Regions from separate parts of the Homo sapiens genome. Here region 2 is linked to region 1. The links are chromatin loops, found by intact Hi-C in ENCODE. Cell type or tissue: OCI-LY7. All regions are shown on one strand. Each heading gives the region's core, and the rest is flanking DNA. Links, peaks and the distances in the headings are about the cores only.

Region 1 (10,404 bases), core at 1,074-9,073:
TCAGGCTGGTTTCGAACTCCTGACCTCAGGTGATCCACCCGCCTCGGCCTCCCAAAGTGCTGGGGTTACAGGCGTGAGCTACTGCGCCCAGCTGAAAAGTATTTCTTAGAGGTTTAAATGAGTGATGTCAAAACTCTTTGAGGTGATGGATATGTTAATTACCCTGATTAGATCATTACACATTGTATGCCTATATCAAAATCTCACATGGTACCGCATAAATATATACAATTATTATGTGTCAATTAAAAATAATAAAAGCAGAAAACTCCAAATAAAATGTTTAAAAAGCTTGTCACACTTCAAAGTCACTTGGCACATTAAAAAATAGTTTCTCCTGCTTCACCCTTGAGAGGTTAATTTTATGGAATTGGGGCAAACCCAGAATCTGGTTTTTTTTTGTTTTGTTTTGTTTTTTTGAGACAGAGTCTCACTTGTCGCCCAGGCTGGAGTGCAGTGGCTCGATCTCCGCTCACTGCAAGCTCTGCCTCCTGGATTCATGACATTCTCCTGCCTCAGTCTCCCGAGTAGCTGGGATTACAGGCGCCCGCCACCATGCCCGGCTAATTTTTTTGTATTTTTAGTAGAGATGGGGTTTCACCGTGTTGGCCAGGATGGTCTCGATCTCCTGACCTCATGATCCGCCCGCCTCGGCCTCCCAAAGTGAGCCACCGTGCCCGGCAGAATATGTATTTTTAAAAACCACCCAGGTGATTCCTAAATTGCTGCTACAAAGACCAGTTTGGGGAACTTGTGATCTAAATGCTTATCTATATTTTGTATGTTTGGTTTTTTTCAAAATGAATATAAAAAGTATGAGGCTGGGCACAGTGGCTCGCGCCTGTAATCCCAGCACTTTAGGAGACTGAGGCGGGTGGATCGCTTGAGCTCAGTAGTTTGAAACCAGCCTGGGTAACATAGTGAAACCCCGTCTCTACCAAAAATACAAAAATTAGCCGGGCACAGTGGTGCATGCCTATAGTCCCAGCTACTCCAGAGGCTGAGGCAGAAGAATCCATTGAGCCCGGGAGGTGGAGGTTGCAGTGAGCTGAGATCACGCCACTGTAGTCCAGCCTTGGTGATAGGAGTGAAACACTGTCTCCAAAAAAAAAAAAAAAAGGAATGCTTGATGAATTTGCGTGTCATCTTTGTGCAGGAGCCATGCTAATCTTCTCTGTTACCGTTCCAGTGTTCCAATTTTAGTACATGTACGGCCGAATCAGGCACTTTGTTTTTTAATGGTGTTTGGAAGTGACAGTTTTAATTTTTTTTTTTTTTGAGGCGGAGTTTCACTCTGTTGCCCAGGCTGGAGTGCAATGGCATGATCTCCACTCATTGCAACCTCTGCCTCCCAGGTTCAAACAATTCTCCAGACTCAGCCTCCCAAGTAGCTGGGTTTACAGGCACCCACCACCACGCCCAGCTAATTTTTGTATTTTTTAGTAGAGACGGGGTTTCACCATGCTGGCCAGGCTGCTCTCAAACTCCTGACTGCAGGTGATCCTCCTGCCTCAGCCTCCCAAAGTGCTGGGATTAGAGGCGTGAGCCACTGTGTCCAGCCTTTAAAACATTTTTAAGTAATGGAGGCCAGGTGTGGTGGCTCACACCTGTAATCTCAGCACTCTGGGAGGCTGGGGTGGGAGGATTGCTTGAGAATCAGGAGGTGGAGGCTGTAGTGAGCCATGATTGTACCACTGCACTTCGGCCTGAGCAACAGAGCAAAAAATATAAAATAAAATAAATATAATATAAAATAGGCCGGGTATGGTGGCTCACGCCTGTAATCCCAGCACTTTGGGAGGCTGAGGCAGGTGGATCACAAGGTCAGGAGTTCGAGACCAGCCTGGCTAATACGGTGAAACCCCATCTCTACTAAAAATACAAAAATTAGCCAGCCATGTTGGTGGGCGCCTGTAATCCCAGCTACTCTGGAGGCTGAGGCAGGAGAATCACTTGAACCCGGGAGGCAGAGGTTGCAGTGAGCAGAGATCGTGCCACTGCACTCCAGCCTGGGCAACAGAGCCAGACTCCATCTCAAAAAAATAAAATAAAATAAATATTAAGTAATGCTTTGCATTTCTGGAAAACATTCCTTTTCTCCTTCCTCCCCACCCACAGTGGGCTTCAACTCACCGGCCTCCTTTCAGTCCTTACCTAACCTACTGTGCTGTTCTCATAGTACTCGAAGCTCTCTTCTGGCTTCCCGTGATTCCTGGCTTTCTCCTGTCCTCTCTGGCAACATATTTTTGACTTTCTTTTGTGAATGACAATTGGCAAGACTTTCTTCCTTTACTATCTTTCAAAGCAAGCACTGTTGCTGCGTAAGGTGTCCTAGAAACTCTGGGAAAGGGTCCCAGGGCCATGTTAACTACTCCCATCACGGGCGTCTAGGTGCTTGGATTTTCAAGTCTCCATCTCTCACCATTTCTTTAAGAGGCTTTCCAGATCCCCGCATGTCAACTGCCTACGAGGCATTTATTCTCAGATGGCCTACAAAGCACCTCAAACTCAGTATTTCTCAAATATTAAGTTTCTGTCCATGTTTGCCCTCTGTGCCTCACAGCTTAGAGAATAGCTCCACCCAGTTACTCAAGCCAGAAACCTTGGGGTGTCCTAGTCATTCATCTAGTGCCACTGTCCTAAACGCTGGGGATACCAGAGACTACAAACAAGAATCCCTGTCCTCATTGAGCTTATGTTCCAGAGGAGGAAGACGGACATAAGCAGTCAGTTCCTACACCCAGGGACGCCAGCTCTGCAGCAGCGCTGCTGCCAGCCATTCAGCCTCTCCAGCACCTCAGTTCAATCCCCCCACCTGCCGCACCCGCCAGCTGGCCTTCCTCTGCTCTTTTACTCTCTTCAATCCATTCTCCCCACAGCAGTGATAACCTTCCTTCTTTTCTTTTCTTTTTTTTTTCTTTCTTTTTTTTCCCTTTCCTTTCTTTCAGATACAGTCTCACTCTGTCACCCAGGCTGGAGTGCAGCGGTGCCATCTTGGCTCACTGCAACCTCCTCCACCTCCCGGGTTCAGGCGATTCTCCTGCCTCAGCCTCCCGCATAGCTGGGATTACAAGCACCCACCACCATGCCCAGCTAATTTTTTTGTATTTTTAGGAGAACCAGGGTTTCACCATGTTGGCCAGGCTGGTCTCGAACTCCTGACCTCAGGTGATCCGCCCACCTCAGCCTCCCAAAATGCTGGGATTACAGGCGTGAGCCACTGAGCTGGGCCAGCAGTGTAATCTTTCTAAAGCCAAATCTTAACCGTTAGCCTCAAGCTTTAGGATCTTCATGCTTGCAGGATAAAGTCCACCCTTACAAACCTGGGTTAAAAGATGGTACAAGTTCTGGGCCCTGCTGGCCTCTCCACAGCACTGCTCACCCTCAGGCAGTGCTCTCTGTGCAGCCATACTGAGTTACAACCATGGTTCACTGCACCTGCCGTCCCCCAACTCCCTCCTGCCTCCCTGCCTGGTGAACTCCTGTCATTCTGTAGGTCTCAGCTTGGATGCTGTGACAGGGAGCCTCTAGAATGGCCCCCAGTGACCCCTATCTCCTAGTAATCCCTTTCCCTTGAGTGAGCTGGATTTACAGATGCAATTTTGAATAATAGAACCTTGTAGAAGGGATGAGTTGTCACTTCTGAGATTAGGTTATATAAAGACTGTCACTTCTTTCTAAGGGCTCTTTCTCACTTGGATGGTCCCCAGAAAGTCAGCTGCCATGTCACGAAGTGCCCTGTGAGAAGGACCTGTAAGGAGGGACGGAGGGAGGCCTCTAAATGACAGCCTTCGAGGAACTGAATCCTGCTGGTGACCATGTGAGGGAGCTTGGACTCCGGTCCCCCTGTGTTGAGCCTTCAGATGAGTTGGCAGCCCCAGCTGGTGGCATGACTGTAACGTCCTGAAACACCTTCAGCCAGAAAGCATTCAGCTAAACCACACCTGTATTTCTGACCCAAAGAAATTGTGAGATAATAAACATTTCTTCTCTTGAACTGCTATACCTTAAGCTAATTCGTTACACAGCAATAGATAACAAATACTACCTCTGGACCCCTGCCTGCCACCATACCAAATTCCATGCTCTGAGTTCTAGAGTCAGTGGTGTTTCCACCTGTCATGCCCAGCCCTTCACTGCTAGTATTATAATGAGGGCTTGCCCATATCTCTGCCCCCAGATGGCAGACTCTGTACAGGAAAGAAGGAAGGAGGAGTGGGAAGTCACCACTTTCTTTCTCAAGACTCTGAGTCTCTATTCTGCTGCTGGCCACATGTTTATACCCACAGTGTCAACAGCGCCTGGCCCCAAAGTGCAGCTGCAACTTCAGGAAGAGACTCAGGCCAGCCAGAGCCAAAGCTCTATGGCAGCCACCTTCCTCCACCTCCTTCTATTACACTTCCCTCCACCTCCCTCCATCTCCTCAGTCTTCTCAGCCAGCTTCCCCTGACCCTTGAGCACCAGGCAAGCATGCACACACACAGGCACATGCAGGCATGCACGCACGACACCAGGCCCACAGCCTCTCTTTACTCCAGAGGAGCTAGGTGGAGTCACTCCTCCCTCCTTTCACACACACCCTGGGGCCACGCTTTTGTGGCTTTTCTGAATGAAAGGGGAGGTGAGGTGGGGGTGGGGGAAGCCGTCTCTGCCTTTGAACTGCCCAGTTCCTCCACCTTTATTTCCAGCTAACCACCGAGTGCCTGCAAAAAAACAAAACAAAACAAACCAGAAAAACTAAAAAAGGAGCCCAAGTGTCTCTTGCTGCTTTCAGTTTCTGGAGAGCCAGCACACAGGTCACCCACTATCCCTGCCGAAACCCTGAGGTCTGAGGAAGGCCTCTTCACACTGCCTCTGGGCGCTGCCTTTGGCTTCCGGGAGCCCCCCATGCACTTCCCTGGAAACAGGTGGAGCTCTGTCCTGTGGCTCTGATTCACTCTCCTGTCCCTCGGTACACCATTGCGCCGTGTCCTCCTGCTGGCCCTTCTGTTACCCTGTACTTGCTGTACACTACCACGGTGGCCGGGGGCCTCAGCACCAGGAAAGCAACTTCCCCCGTGTCCTCCCCAACTCCTGAGTCCAATCCTTCAAGTCTATGGTGCCGAAGCAGGGGAAATGAATGTTGGAGAGACATGCCTGGGTCTGAACTCACCTCTATTGAAGGAAAACAAAGCTCACTAAGATTGCACCCTACGGTGTGTGCTTCTGTTCTCTCCACCTACCGTCAGCACTCTCAGCAGTTTTCCTCTTGGCTCTGCCTCCTGCAATTACTTTCTGCTCAGCTGCTTGCTGTTGCTAAGAAGGGTTATGCCCATCAACTGTGCTGTAGACATGCAGTATTGTGACGATGGGAGGGACATGGCTTGGAAGGTGGCTTTAATTTGAATTCTGCCATTTATGATATTTGGCCCTGGGTGTGTTACCTGATCGTCCTGTGCCTTATCCTCTGCGTCTGCTAATAGACCGTTTCCCAGGGTTGGGCAGAGATGAAATTAAATAAAACCACACACACTACAGTGCATGGAATGTACTAGGTGTTCAATAAATGTTTCCTTTTTTTTTTTTTTTGAGACTGAGTTTCGCTCTGTTGCCCAGGCTGGCGTGCAATGGCGCGATCTTGGCTCACCGCAACCTCCGCCTCCCGGGTTCAAGCGATTCGCCTGCCCCAGCCTCCTGAGTAGGTGGGATGACAGGCACGTGCCACTATGCCCAGCTAATTTTTGTATTTTTATTTTTAATTTTTTCGAGACAGAGTCTTGCTCTGTTGCCCAGGCTGGAGTGCAGTGGCGAGATCTTGGCTCACTGCAACCTCCACCTCCTGGGTTTTAAGCAATTCTCTGCCTCAGCCTTCTGAGTAGTTGGGATTACAGTCACGTGCCACCATGCCCAGCTAATTTTTTGTATTTTTAGTAGAGATGGGGTTTCACCATCTTGGCCAGGCTGGTCTTGAACTCCTGACCTCATGATCTACCTGCCTTGGCCTCCCAAAGTGCTGGGATTACAGGCATGAGCCACTGTGCGCGGCCAAATGTTTCTTGTCTTGTGTTTCAAAAGGACTTTAAGGCCAGGCACAGTGGTTCATGCCTGTAATACCAACCCTTTGGGAGGCTGAGGGAGGAGGACTGCTTGAAGCTAGGAATTTGAGACCAGCCTGGGCAACATAGCAAGACCCTGACTCAACAAAACTCTTAAAAAACCAAAAGCATTAGCCTGGCGTGGTAGCATGCACCTGTAGTCCCAACTTCTCTGGAGGCTGAAGTGGGAGGATCACTTGAGCTCAGGAGTTGGAGGCTGCACTGAGCTATGACTGCACCACTGAACTCCAGCCTGGGCAACAGAGTGAGACCCTGGTTCTAAAAATAAATAAATAAATAAATAAATAAATAAATAAATAAATAAGGACTTTTAACAACCCTTGTACTTTTTTATTGGAAATACGCATAGAAAGCAAAGAAGATTTTGAGGTCTAGCTGATAAAGGGCCACATTCAGTCTTTTATTGGTTTTTTGGTGAAGCAGGAAGACGTTGAGGGTGGTATGAGGATACTACTCTTTTATTGGTTTTTAATCTGACTTACCCTGCCGTGCTGAGTTAATGCTGTGGAAAACAGCTGCTCAAATGCCAGAGGAATGGATGTGCCTGAACCTGCCCCTGACTCCCAGGTGGTAAGGTGTTTTTCATGTTTGTGTTCAGGTCTCTGTGCCTTTGCTTTGGCCTCACCACGATGGAAGGGAAGTGCCCACATCGCAGGGAGCACACAGAATATGACGGCTAACATGCTACATCCAGCCTGCCATTATCCGCAGGGGTATGGCGTCATTGGATTCACATTTATCATTCAACTTCCAGATCAACAAAGCTTGTCTTCATAAATTAAGTGCATCCAAGTTTCTTTATATTGGCCACAGCAGACACAGAGGATCCGCAGCAAATCATGGATTTCAGTGGTCTTTTCAAATCAGTCAAGTTTAGGTCTAGTATGTGCTAGTGCCTAACTCTAAGCATAATAAGAAGAGGAGCCAAACACATTATGTTGAGATTTTTAGAAATTTAACTCAAGGTTGGGCGTGGTGGCTCACGCCTGTAATCCCAGCACTTTGGGAGGCCGAGGAGGGTAGATCACTTGAGGTCAGGAGTTGGACACCAGCCTTGGGCAACATGGTGAAACCCCATCTCTACTAAAAACTACAAAAATTAGTGTGGTGGCGGGTGCCTGTAATTCCAGCTACTTGGGAGGCTGAGGCAGGAGAATTGCTTGAATCCAGGAGGTGGAGGTTGCAGTGAGCCGAGATCACTCCAGCCTGGGCGACAAAGCAAGAATCTGTCTCAAAAAAAAAAAAAATTTAAATCAATTGTAGGAGTTTCTATACACACAGAAAATCCATTATTAAAATAGTTCAACTTTTTCTCTACAATGTGAAAAACTACCGTAGTTCTGTAAACCAAGGTTTAATCAAGAGCAGATCAAAATTGAGTTCTGAAGTCTACATACTAACTTCTTGATAACATAAACAGGAAGAGGTATAAAAGGCTATTTTGGGCTGGGCACAGTGGCTCACGCCTGTAATCCCAGCACTTTGGGAGGCTGAGGCGGGCGGATCACGAGGTCAGGAGATCAAGACCATCCTGGCTAACATGGTGAAACCCTGTCTCTACTAAAAATACAAAAAAAAAAAAAAAAATTAGCCAGGCGTGGTGACGGGCGCCTGTAGTCCCAGCTACTTGGGAGGCTGAGGCAGGAGAATGGTGTGAACTTGGGAAGCGGAGCTTGCTGTGAGCCAAGATGGTGCCACTGCACTCCAGCCTGGGGGACAGAGCGAGTCTCCGTCTCAAAAATAAATAAATAAATAAATAAATAAATAAAAGGCTATTCTGACAGTGGGAGAGGCAATTTAGCATTTTATATAACTAAAATCAGCACTTCAAAGAACACTGCAGAGGGGCTTCTACTCTCAGCCAGTCTCCAGGACAATGTCTGAACTTGCCCTCCACCAAGCCATTTAGGGTTGTTTGCCATTTAAAATGATAAATACTAGTCATCACTTATAATAATTGGTATGGCACTTAAAGAAAGCAAAATAAAGTTGTCAGAGAAGGAGGCTGGTTGGGTTTGACTAGTTGCTCAGACAGTATTGTGTTGCTTTATTTAGGTCATAATGCCCAAATTCTCAGCTTTGGAGGGCCCCAACTCTCCTATTTTGCTAGGATAGTTGAGGTGATCACTCAGGCTCACAGAGCTAACAGTAACCAAACTCCTAAGAGACAGATGTGCAAGCCAGGTGCCAATGTGTAGTTTTATAGTAAGAAATATAATGCCAAGAGGAGCAGATGGTCAGTGTGGTCTCCCTTATGGGAGTAGATGTGAGACAGTGGGAAGACAGAAGTAAAACTAGAATAATGGAAGTCAGAGACCAGCAATTCTAAGTTTAGGACCTCAGAAGGGGAGAAGACCTTCATTACTGTGGTGAAGTGAAAATTCAGGTTACAATATAGGATGTACAGTGTAACCCCAGCTTTATTTAAAGGTGATAATACAGCCTGGCCAACATGGCAAAGCCTGTCTCTATTAAAAATACAAAAATTAGGCCGGGCGTGGTGGCTCATGCCTGTAATCCCAGCACTTTGGGAGGCCGAGGTGGGCGATCACGAGGTCAGGAGTTTGAGACCAGCCTGACCAACATGGTCAAACCCCATCTCTACTAAAAATACAAAAATTAGCCATGCATGGTGACACATGCCTATAATCCCAGCTACTCAGGAGGCTGAGGCAGGAGAATTGCTTGAACCCCAGAGGTGGAGGTTGTAGTGAGCCAAGATCATGCCACTGCACTACAGCCTGGGCGACAGAGCGAGACTCCGTCAAAAAAAAAAAAAAACAAAAACAAACACACACACACACACACACACAAAACCAAAAATTAGCTAGGTATTGTGGCACGTGCCTATAATGTGAGCTACTCGGGAGGCGGAGGCAGGAGAATCACTTGAACCTGGGAGGTGGAGGTTGCAGTGAGCTGAGATCGCACCACTGCACTCCAGCATGGGTGATGACAGAGCAAGACTCTGTCTAAAAAATATAAATAAATAAATAAATAATAAAGGTAATCATAAGCCTGAAAAGCATATATAATAATGAGGAGGGCAGTTATAATCTCTGAATAAATGGTCTATGAGCAATTTTTCTTTTTCTTATCCCCACTTTCTTTTTTCTTTTTTTTTTTTTTCTCATCCCGACTTTAAAAATAATTTCTATAGGCTGGGCATGGTGGCTCACCCCTGTAATCCCAGCACTTTGGGTGGCCGAGGCGGGCAGATCACAAGGTCAGGAGTTCAAGACCAGCCTGACCAATATGGTGAAACCCCATCTCTACTAAAAATACAAAAATTAGCTGGGCGTGGTGGCGGGCACCTGTAGTCCCAGCTGTTCAGGAGGCTGAGGCAGGAGAATCGCTTGTACCCGGGAGGCAGAGGTTCCAGTGAGCTGAGATCTCGCCAATGCACTCCAGCCTGGGTGACAGAGCGAGATTCCGTCTAAAAAAAAGAAATTGTTACAAAATAATTATGAGTACCGATTGAGGTAAGCAAATAAAGAGAAACTAAATGTCCAACATTAAAGACTTTGTTAAATAAATCATGAAAATCTATATGGACTGTTATGCCATCATTAAAACTCATGTTGTAGAAGAGTTTTCAATGCTTGGGGAAGTAACTGTTAGTATTTATTAAGTTTTATTGGAGGCAGGGTGCAGTGGCTCACACCTGTAATCCCAGCACTTCAGGAGTCCCAGGCAGGAGAATTACTTGAGCCCAGGAGTTCAAGTCCTGCCTTGGCAACATAGTGAGACCCCATCTCTACAAAAATAAAATTAGCCAGGCTCAGTGGGCACGCCTGTTGTCCCACCTACTCTGGAAGCTGAAGTGAATTACTTGAGTCTGGGATGTCGAGGCTACAGTGAGCCATGATTGTGCCACTGCATTCCAGCAGGAGAAACAGAGCAAGATCCTATCTGAAAAGAAAAAAAAAATGGCCGGGCGTAGTGGTTCACGACTATAATCCCAGCACTTTGAGAGGCTGAGATGGGTGGGTTGCTTGAACCCAGGAGCTCCAGACCAGCCTGGGCAACATGGCTGAACCCTGTCTCTACTAAAAATACAAAATTTAGTGGGGTGTGCTGGCGCAGCCTGTAGTCCCAGCTATTCTGGGACCTGAGGCAGGAGAATTGCTTGAGCCCAGGAGGTCAAGACTGCAGTGGGCCATGGTCTCACAACTGCACTCCAGCCTGGGAGACAGAGCAAGACCCTGTCTCCAAAAAAAAAAGTTTTTTTGGAGCACTGCCATGCTCATGCATTATATATTATATATTGCCTATGAAATGCTTTTTATTTTGCTACAATGTCTGGCAT
Region 2 (10,404 bases), core at 1,370-9,369, 110 kb after region 1:
TGAACTGAGTTGCTAAGATACTTAGCTAAGCAAATTCAATTATAAGCTTTCTGACTCAACTGCGCACTGATTTTCAGGATCTTGCAATGTGATGCTACTGACCTGAAAGAATGAATGCGCCTTTAAAGAAGGGGGAGATTATTTGCTTCCCATCAGCAGGCTCAAGCTCAGTATTTTCATAGCGTGTTTAATAAAGCTTTGGAAAGAACACAGTTAAAGTGATGACCATTAGCTGGAGTAGGAAAAGATTCAACTCAAACATATTTCAGTTATCTTAAACAAATTCTTCCCTGAGGTGTACACACATGCAATTAGTTGCCTTTCCCAGTGAATGTTGTACAGCCATATGCCCCAGAAGAATTTGGCTCCATTCAGTTACAATTCACAAAAGGCATTTTTCAAACATCTTGAGTGACATAAATAGCTGGCAAGAGTGTTAATTGCAGAAGTACTCTGATTTATCAAGCGAATAACTATGTGAATGTGCTTTGTAAACTACAAGATACTCTGAAAATATCTGTTGTCATTCTGTTTTTTTTTTTTCTGAGACAGAGTCTTGTTCTGTCGCCCAGGCAGCAGTGCAGTGGGTCAATCTCGGCTCACTGCAACCTCTGCCTCTTGGGTTCAAGTGATTCTCACGCTCGGCTTCTTGAATAGCTGGGCCTATAGGCATGTGCCAATATACCCACCTAATTTTTGTGGTTTTTGGTAGAAACGGGGTTTTGCCATGTTGGCCAGGCTGGTCTCGAACTCCCAACTTCGAGTGACCCACCTGCCTTGGCCTCCCAAAGCGCTGGGATTACAGGCATGAGCCACCGCGCCCAACTGTCATTCTGTTTTTTAACTCGTGTACATAATACATACAGATTAATAGGTTACACCTTCTTCACAATGACTTTGCAATTTGTTGGACTGAAAAATGAAATAATTTTGGTAACACTCTCCCAAGATCAGTGAGTTTTTCTGTTGTTTTCTTTCTTCTTACCATTAGACTATAGGCACAATGTCTCAACGGTATTTATAATTCCTTGAAAGAATTATTTCTAATTATCTATGTAATATACACCTATTTTAGAAAAGTTTAAAAATGGAGAAAAGCATGAAAAGTAAATAATAAGTAATTATTCCATCACCCAGAGGTAGTAGTCATTAATATTTAGTCCATTTTCTTCTCATCCTTTTTCTACACATATAAGTATATATGGAAATATGAAAATGACATGTATTTTTGATGTGATTGTATAAGAGGCAATATAGAATACAATTGAATATTGGAGAGATGTGCCATGATTTACTTAACCAGCTCCATTACTGAGTATTGTTTACAAATTATTACTATTACAAATATTATTATAATGAATATCTTAATGCATAAAGTTTTATCTGCATTTCAGATTATTTGGTTAAATTAGATTCCTACAAAGAGATTCTGTTGACCAGCCTCTAACAATATGGTCCCCTTTTCTGTTATTACTGCTGTTGTGTAAGTACCACCACCTGAGCCCACCCCTATTCCCACTTCCCACTGAACGGAGCTTTTTTGTAATACCAGTATGATATTGCAAAAATGATGAAGTGTGATTTCTGCGGCCAGCCATTGTGGCTTTCTCCTTGATCTCTCTGTGCTGGTTCACTTGTTCTGGCAGAAGACTTCAGCATTCCTCTGGAGAGGTCCATGTGGTGAGGACCTGAGGCCTCCGCCAACTACTATGTGAATGAGCTGCCTTGGGAGTAGATCTTCCAGCCCTGGCTAAGCCTTCAGACCGCCGAAGCCCTGGCCACCAGGTGGAATGAAACCTCATGAAAAACCCTGAGCCAGAACCGTCTAGGCCAAGATGCTCCCAGATTCCTGTCTAGTAGAAACTATGTGAGATAATAAATGTTATGGTTCTTTAAAATATTTAAATTGCTAAATATTAGGGTTCTTTATTATGTAGCAATATATTAGTAATACATAGATAAACTGGGTTAAAAGGTAGAGTATTTAAACATGCTTGATAGTGTTAAAAGGCTTTCCAGAAATGTTATACTAATTAACTCTTATAGAAGTATGTCTATTATAGTCATGCCTGTAATCCCAGCACTTTGCGAAGCCAAGGGAAGAGGATTGCTAGAGCCCAGGAGTTCAAGACCAGCCTGGGCAACATAGTGAGGCCACATCTATACAAAAAATAAAAAAATTAGCCAGGCGTGGTGGCACACATCTACAGTCCTAGCTACTTGGGAGGCTGAGGTGGGAGGTCAAGGCTGCAGTTAGCTGTGATTGTGCCTGGGTGACACAGCAAGACCCTGTCTCAAAAAAAGAAAGAAAGAAAGAAAAAAAAGTAGTATGTGAGAATGTTTATAGTATTGTACCTTCATTACCATTGAGTATTTATATTTGTAACCTTTATAATTTCATAGAAAAAGTAGGGCATTTTGCCATTTAAAAGTTTTGCTTTTATTTGTTTCCTATTGAGGTTAATTTTTTTTTCATGTTTCTTTTTATATTTCCTCTTCTGGGAAACCTCTTTACATATAATTTGCTCAACTTTCTATTGGGGTCTTAGTGTTTTTCTTAGTGATTTGCATAAGCTGTTTATATATAAAAGGCATTAATCATTTGTCATGTTTGTTATAAATATTGTTTTCCAATTGGTTGTTGCTTTTTGGTGTCATGATTATATGTAGGTGTTTTAAATTTTTATGCAGTTCAGTGGATTATGGTATCTTCTTTTGTGTTTAAGCTTGGAACGTGCTTTCATTTGAAGAGAAGATAAATGCTTATGATATAGTTTTTGGTTTTATTTTATATTTGGATCTCTAATTCGGCTGGGATTTATTTATTTATCTTTAGAGACAGAGTCTTACTATATTGTCTAGGCTAGACTGCAGCGACTATTCACAGGTGTGATCATGGTGCACTACAGCCTTGAATTCCTAGGCTCAAGCGATCCTCCTGCCTCAGCTACCGAGTAGCTGGGAATACAAGCGTGCACCACCATACCCGACTTATTATTTATTTTATCACCAAATAGCAAGCCAATTTCTACAATGCTATTTATGCAATAAATAGAACAATTTCATTCTTTCCTGTTGATTGGTAATTATTATATGTTGAGTTGTTTTAAAATCTTGTGACTTTCTGTGCTCTCTATTCTATTTCACTGAAAGCTATTCTTGTCAATATGACTCCATTTTAATTATTGCAGATTTATAATTTGTAATAACTGGAAGGACTAGTTAGTAGAATGACTTTAAGAAATATGATCTTTCAGCCTGGGCAACATTGCAAAACCCCATCTCTAAAAAAAATACAAAAAAAATTAGCAGGGTGTGGTGCATGCCTGTAGTCCCAGCTACTCAGGAGGCTGAGGAGGGAGGATTGTTTCAGCCCAGGAGGTTGAGACTGCAGTGAGCTGTGATTGGGCCACTGCACTCCAGCCTGGGCAATAGGATGAGACTCTGTCAGGAAAGAAAAAGAAAGAAAGAAAGAAAGAAAGAAAGAAAGAAAGAAAGAAAGAGAGAGAGAGAGAGAGAGAGAGAGAGAGAGAAAGAAAGAAAGAAAGAAAGAAAGAAAGAAAGAAAGAAAGAAAGAAGGAAGCAAGGAAGGAAGGAAGGAAAGAAAGAAAGAAGGAAAGAAAGAGAAGAAAGAAAGGAGAGAGAGAGAAAGAAAGAAGGAAGGAAGGAAGGAAAGAAGGAAGGAAGGAAGGAAGGAAAGAAGGAAGGAAGTAAGGAAGGAGATCTCATGGTCTCTCAGAGCCACAGAGCTTTCCAGAATGCAATCAAATGTTTAAGAGTTGGGTGGCCTGTCACTAAAAAATATGAGAGAAGGCAAAATTTCATCAAAATCAGAGTTTTGTGGAGCTGGCCAGAAAAAAACATTTTAATATTCTAAGAGGCAAAGAAATGAAAAATCCAATCAAGTGTTCTATCAGAGGCAGGTTAGAGGCAGACTTCTAAGAATAAATGGAAGAAAGAGGGAATTATGTGATGTAGATGAGTTCTGCTGCATAAACAATATTTGGCCCATAAATTAGTCTTCATATTTTTGTGTATTTTTGTCTAGCTATGGAAAGTTTAAAATAATTAAACAGTAAAACTATCTGAGCCTGGGAAATGTCTAACAAATATTTCTTTGATAACTTAAATACTTTCTTCTTTCACCATAAGTTTTAGGTTTTCAACTTGTTGAGTCAATTTTGGCCATTATATCTTTATGTTAATCATCTAGTTTACTGAGATTTCTGTTTTATCTGCATATACGAATAATTGTTATTTTATCATTAAAAATTTCCAGACTGTTGCTGATTTCTTATTTTACTTATGGTTTTTTTTTCGTGTGTGTGTGTGTGTGTGTGTGTGTGTGTGTGTGTGTGTGTATTGTAGAATGAATTTGACAGAAAGATGCTTATTTCATTTGTATTCCCCCCCAAAACATCTGCTATTGGGTTTATCATTTTTACTGTTTTTATTTTCTTTAAATTTATTTTCCTTTTCTCTTTTCTTAGATTCGTTTTAGCTATTCTAATTTTTTGAGTTGAAGAGTTAGATTTTTTCTAAGAAGAAAAACATTTAAGGTTATGAGTTACGCTGTAGCTTGTACAACCCCTAAACTAAGTTTTCTATGCATTGTTCTCATTTTCATTATTATTGTGATGTTTTTGAGACATGGCTGGACTGCAGTGGCATACTCATTGCTCACTGCAGCCTCAACTTCCCAGGCTCAAGTGGTCTTTCCACCTCAGCCTCTTTAGTAGCTGGGACTACAGGTGTGTACCACCATGTCCCATGAATTTTTTGTATTTTTTGTAGAGATGAGGTCCTACTATGTTGCCTAGGCCGGTCTTGAACTCTTGTCTCAGGTGATTCACCTGCCTCAGCCTCCCAAAGTAAGCCACTGCCCCCAGCCAATTTTCATTATTTTGCAAATAGTTTGATGTTATATTTGTTTTCCTCTTTGACTTAATATTATTTTATTTTTTTAAAAAGAAGCTCTGACCAAGCAAATTACTAGTCTGTCTCTTTATTTTTTTTAGTAGAACTTTTTTTTGGTTCTTTTTTGTCCTAAAATAGTTTCTGAAAATTAGGCCATAGAAGAATTTTAGATTCTTCTATGCAACAACAGAATGCAACAACAGAAGTCATTGCATTTGAATCATTTACTTCACTTATTTGATCCTAGTCTTATGTGTCTCAGATTAAATCAACTGGCTTTGAAAATCCGAGTTTTATGCCATTTAACTCTGAATGAAGAGTGCAAAGTGAAAGACTTGGGAAAAGGGACGAACTTACCCCTAGAAGCCCGGGGCTCCTTGCCTGGCAGATGGTCAGAAAGAACTGCACTACCTTCCATTTTCAAGTCCCTAACAGAGAGGCTCAGTGGCAGAATGGGAATTCTTCCATGAGGACTCGACAGTCAACCAAAGTTGAACAATTACATGTAGAAGAGAGTGAGCAAATAGAGGGCTTGCTGAATGAAAAATGATTCTGAATTCTACAAAAATGTAAGGTCTTTAATCTGGACCCTACTCTCTGAATTGTGCAGGCTGCACTGAAACGCCCTGGTGATCTGACGTTTAGGAAGAAAGTTAAAGAGTTGGTCAGATGGATAGTTCATAATGGGTGATTCCAGTCCAAGAGCCCATTGCCCAGCTTTGGTTTTGGTTGTATCATAATCTCCAACCATTAATCCCATTGACAGAGTGGAATATTTCAGTTAACAAGACAATATAATTAATAGAGCTATCATTGAACCCAAAAAGGGATTACCAATTTTAACATAATTATTATAAAACGTATGCTAACCCCCAAATAATACTATGCATGATGTGACCTCTCTTTGATTTGGAAGAGCCTGTAGAACCTCAGAGGGTGTCAAGGCATCACTTTGAGTATCAGTTAGGATTATTTGGAAGTATAGATGTATCAGATGATAGAAATGACAAGCAGTACTGCCCAGAAGGGAGTTTCAAAGAGGATGACCCCCAAACGGAACTTCCTGCAGCTGCATTTAAAGAATTGTGTTCATGTGTGGTACATGCATTTTAAATTCCCAACATTATTGACATCTGGTCACCTCATCTTTGCATATTGTCCATTTTATTCCAAAAGCCCTTGGCATTTTATCTGGGATAGCATGGGTAAACTGAAACATTTGACCTCGACTTTCCCCTTTTGTCTTTCATCTGTTTCTGGTTCATTGGCTGGGAGTTGCACCTGCGGGAGGACGTCTCATGCAGACTTGCACATATACAGGGAGTGTTGCATTGAAGGTCTTTGCTGGACCTTCTGTTCAGAAGGTGATTTTCAAAAGCGAGCAATGCTGCCAATGCAGCTTGCTTCTCTTGACAGATTGAGAAGTCCAGCTTCAAAAGTTACCTGCCATTTAAGCAAGGAGTTTGTCAAGAGATCATGGTTCATTTTATTGAAAAGACTTTAAGGAGTTGTAGGATTTATTCATAGATTGCTGAGAACAATGGCAATATTTTTATTTTTACAGAGTTTGCACTTCTGATTTCAGGTTAAACGCTAACTTGTTTTTAGTCTGCTTAGGGGATTGTGACTTGAAAATTTTTATATTCTGATGAGCTTTTTTGTAGTGTCCACAATGTATAAAATATTTCCTAGGTGAGATCTATGTTCTCCATTTATTGATGCATTGCAGACCAATTTGAGTGATGTGTTTAAGGAAAATTCTTCCTAGTTTAATAAGTAAGCTAAAAGGTTTTTTTTTTATATTTAATGTTTAATCTCTGTCTCGTGTTATTTAAAATTAGCCTGCAGATACTTTCCCTCACTTCTGTAGGCTCCTGGAAGATAAACATTCAAACAGCGGAACAAACAATAAATTAAATAAAAAATAAGAATTATATTTTCTTAATTTCTGCCTCAGAATTTGCGTTTTGTCTTTCTGCCTTTTTTTTTTGGATGTCAAAATAGATGAGATCGTATACTCTATGGAGTATAAATTGTTACTGAAGTCTTTATTTTTGGTAATGAATGAGTAAGAATAAGACTATCTCTGTGATTATTAAAATACATGGAATTATCCAGGAAATTTTCCTTACAAGGAATTAAAATATTCCTGTATTAAAGAGAAGAAAAGCCTTTCCCAAGCGGCTGGCGAAGACGGCAGAGGTGCAGGTCCTGGTGCTTGATGGTCGAGGCCATCTCCTGGGCCGCCTGGCGGCCATCGTGGTAAACAGGTACTGCTGGGCCGGAAGGTGGTGGTCGTACGCTGCGAAGGCATCAACATTTCTGGCAATTTCTACAGAAACAAGTTGAAGTACCTCGCTTTCCTCCGCAAGCGGATGAACACCAACTCTTACCGAGGCTCCTACCACTTCCGGGCCCCCAGCCGCATCTTCTGGCGGACCGTGCGAGGTATGCTGCCCCACAAGACCAAGCGAGGCCAGGCCGCTCTGGACCGCCTCAAGGTGTTTGATGGCATCCCACCGCCCTACGACAAGAAAAAGCGGATGGTGGTTCCTGTTGCCCTCAAGGTTGTGCGTCTGAAGCCTACAAGAAAGTTTGCCTATCTGGGGCGCCTGGCTCACGAGTTTGGCTGGAAGTACCAGGCAGGGACAGCCACCCTGGAGGAGAAGAGGAAAGAGAAAGCCAAGATCCACTACGGGAAGAAGAAACAGCTCATGAGGCTACGGAAACAGGCCGAGAAGAACGTGGAGAAGAAAATTGACAAATACACAGAGGTCCTCAAGACCCACGGCCTCCTGATCTGAGCCCAATAAAGACTGTTAATTCCTCAAAAAATAAAAAATAAATAAAAATAAAAAATTAAAAATAAAGAAGAAAAATATTAAAAAAGTATTTATTTGTAACTAGCTCCATCTAGTGAGAATTGCTTAAAATTACATGATTCATTTATGAATCTCCTTTGAACTAGTAACATTTTTTGAGAGCACTTTTCCATTTTAAAGAACTATAAATCCTGTAATTTTATGTTTTATAGAACCCCCAATTATAGACTAGAAGAGTTTTGGTAATTATAGAGCCTATTTTAGAAATTAATTTATGGTGAAAAATAAAGATATACCTAATGAATTAGTCACTTCTCAACATCATCACTGCAACTTTTTGGAGAAGCAGTAAAGTGGACAGTAAAGCTAAATCCTGGTAGAAAAGTAAAATACTGACTTCTTGAGACGAGAAGTGGGTGTGGGGCATAATAGAAAGATGGTGATGAGATTGCTCCAGACTTTAGGATGAGAAGAATAACCTTGTTAACAGTTCACAAATTGCTTGCATTTGTTTTTGCATTTGCTTTTTTGGACATCTTTGAGGTAGCTATTTCAGTCGACTCTTGAACAACATGAGTTTGAACTGTGTGGGTCTACTTTTACACGGAGTTTTTCTCTTTTCTTTTTTTGAGACAGGATCTCCCTTTGTCACCTTCGCTGGTGTGCAGTGGCGTGATCATGGCTTACTGAAGCCTTGACCTTCCGGGTTGAAGTGATCCTCCTGCCTCAACCTCTCCAGTAGCTGGGACTACAGGTGCACACCACCACACCCAGCTAATTTTTCTATCGTTTATAGAGAGGTTTTGCATTGTTGCCTAGGCTGTGCGGATTTTTTCCAACAAATGTTACCCCGAGTGTGCCTGCCTCGCCTGCCTCCCCTTCCACCTCCTCCACCTCTTCCACCTCTACTACCTCGAGACAGCAAGACCAACTCCTCGTCTTCCTCTTCCTCCTCCTCAGCCTACTCAATGTGAAGATGATGAAGATGAAGACCTTTATGATGATCTACTTCCATGTAATGAATAGTAAATATATATTTTCTATTTTTTTCTTTTTTTTTTTTTTTTTGAGACAGAGTCTCTGTTGCCCAGGCTGGAGTGCAGTGCCATGATCTCAACTCATTGCAACTTCTGCTTCCCGGGTTCAAGCGATTCTCCTGCCTCAGCCTCACGAGTAGCTGGGATTACAGGCGCTTACCACACCTGGCTAATTTTTGCACGTTTAGTAGAGATGGGGTTTCACCATGTTGGCCAGGCTGGTCTCGAACTCCTGACCTCAGGCGATCCACCCGCCTTGGCCTCCCAAAGTGCTGGGATTACAGACGTGAGCCACCGTGCCCAGCGTAAATGTATATTTTCTTCTTTATAATTTCCTTTTCTCTAGCTTACTTTATTGTAAAGATACAGGATATAATACCCACCACATACAAAATATGTGTTAATCGACTGTTTCTGTGGGAAGGCTTCTGGTCAACAATAGGTTCTTAGGTTTTTTGGGAGTGCCCCCTAGCCGCCACACTGCTCAAGAACCAACTGTGTTCCCTTATTTTGCAGGTCAAGAAACAGTCTCAGAAAGGTGAGGGCTGCTCCCAGTGCTGCAGGGCATTGTGGATGCTGTGGGTGCTGCCCGGATTCCCCTCCAGGACTGAGGCACTGCTCATTCTCCAGCCGCTGGGGGAGCCGCTGCCTGGCACCTCTCACCTGTGCTGCTTTCCCAGTGTTGCTTTTAGCCAAAGAAAGACACTGCCCAAGATTAAGCTCCCTCCCTAGGGACCGTGCACATCCAATGACTGGTTCCTGTGAGGTACCAAGACTTGTCCACCATGCCTCAGTTTGCAATATCTCAGAAGGGCCATCCCAGATCCAGAGCTCTCCATGGACCCACTGAGGCTCAGCTCGACTTTTCTATCTGCCAAATTCTTTGTCTTTCAACACTTACAGGTGCTATTTCTGCGATTACTCTCCAATAACTTCTGTATAGAAATCTCGGTGTCTCAGAGTGTGTTTCCCAGTGAACTCCACCTGTGACAGCTGGTACTGGATGTGGTCCTAGGAACTGACTCTAAAATAGGATGTTGTTGCTGCACCTGGCTGGCTGTAATAAGGCCCCCATCACTGGTAGAGCGCTAGCCCCCATCATAGGTGAAGCGCTAGTTGCCCCAGGCATCCATGCCAGTGCCAGTGTTCACATGTTTACAGGTGGCAAACTGGGACACGAAACTGGTAGAAGGGGATAGGCTGGCAAGTGACACATATAGGAGGTTGAGAGTTTCAGGGGAAATTAAGTAAATACAAGAATTTTGGAATTAGATGACTGTTGTTGGAGGCTATGCATGCATTGGAGAAAGACAATGACTGCCTCGGTTGGTTACTTAACCATGTGAGGGGAAGTATGAAGCCAGAACTTGGCTGTATATAAATAGAATCTCATCTCCGGTTGCCTAAGGGCCGTACAGCTAAGGACTTATATGAATAGCAAAGTTCCAGAAATTGTTGAATTCTTAATTCTCAACTCCAGCCAGTTCTGCTATATGTAGGTCAGGGTGCTGATTTGGAAGCAGTAAGATTCTGAGACTTTGGATGGGGACACTTGGTCCAAGCACTAAAAAATCTTGAATCATCAGGTCCCGCTGGACCTGTGGGCCTGCAGAAGTGACCCACTCCTC

What was found. Peaks named below come from ENCODE experiments on the same cell type or tissue, not always from the same donor. Only the 100,000 strongest peaks of a DNase experiment are listed, where the experiment ranks them.
Region 2: it touches region 1 in a loop (6-fold over the local background); 8 of 110 quality-filtered maps call a loop at or near these places.

What each region holds. Positions count from the first base shown.
Region 1 is chr12:31,357,074-31,367,477 of GRCh38, reverse strand. LINC02387 (long intergenic non-protein coding RNA 2387) reads left to right here. Exons shown (of 2, transcript NR_146469.1): 2 at 3,683-3,997. It overlaps LOC124903091 (U6 spliceosomal RNA), which reads right to left and starts at 1,214; the gene lies at 1,112-1,214. RefSeq lists an enhancer at 2,460-2,959. In OCI-LY7, for the core only: a CTCF peak has its summit at 4,162 (motif pointing right); DNase peaks (open chromatin) are centred at 3,887, 4,277 and 4,547; H3K4me3 peaks cover 928 bases; H3K27ac peaks cover 1,215 bases.
Region 2 is chr12:31,249,306-31,259,709 of GRCh38, reverse strand. It overlaps the pseudogene RPL13AP22 and the pseudogene MREGP1. Among named protein-coding and RNA genes, the nearest start is that of FLJ13224, 70 kb to the left of the region's middle. RefSeq lists an enhancer at 6,762-7,301. In OCI-LY7, for the core only: CTCF peaks have their summits at 7,623, 7,846 (motif pointing left) and 9,243; no DNase peak of the experiment used is centred there.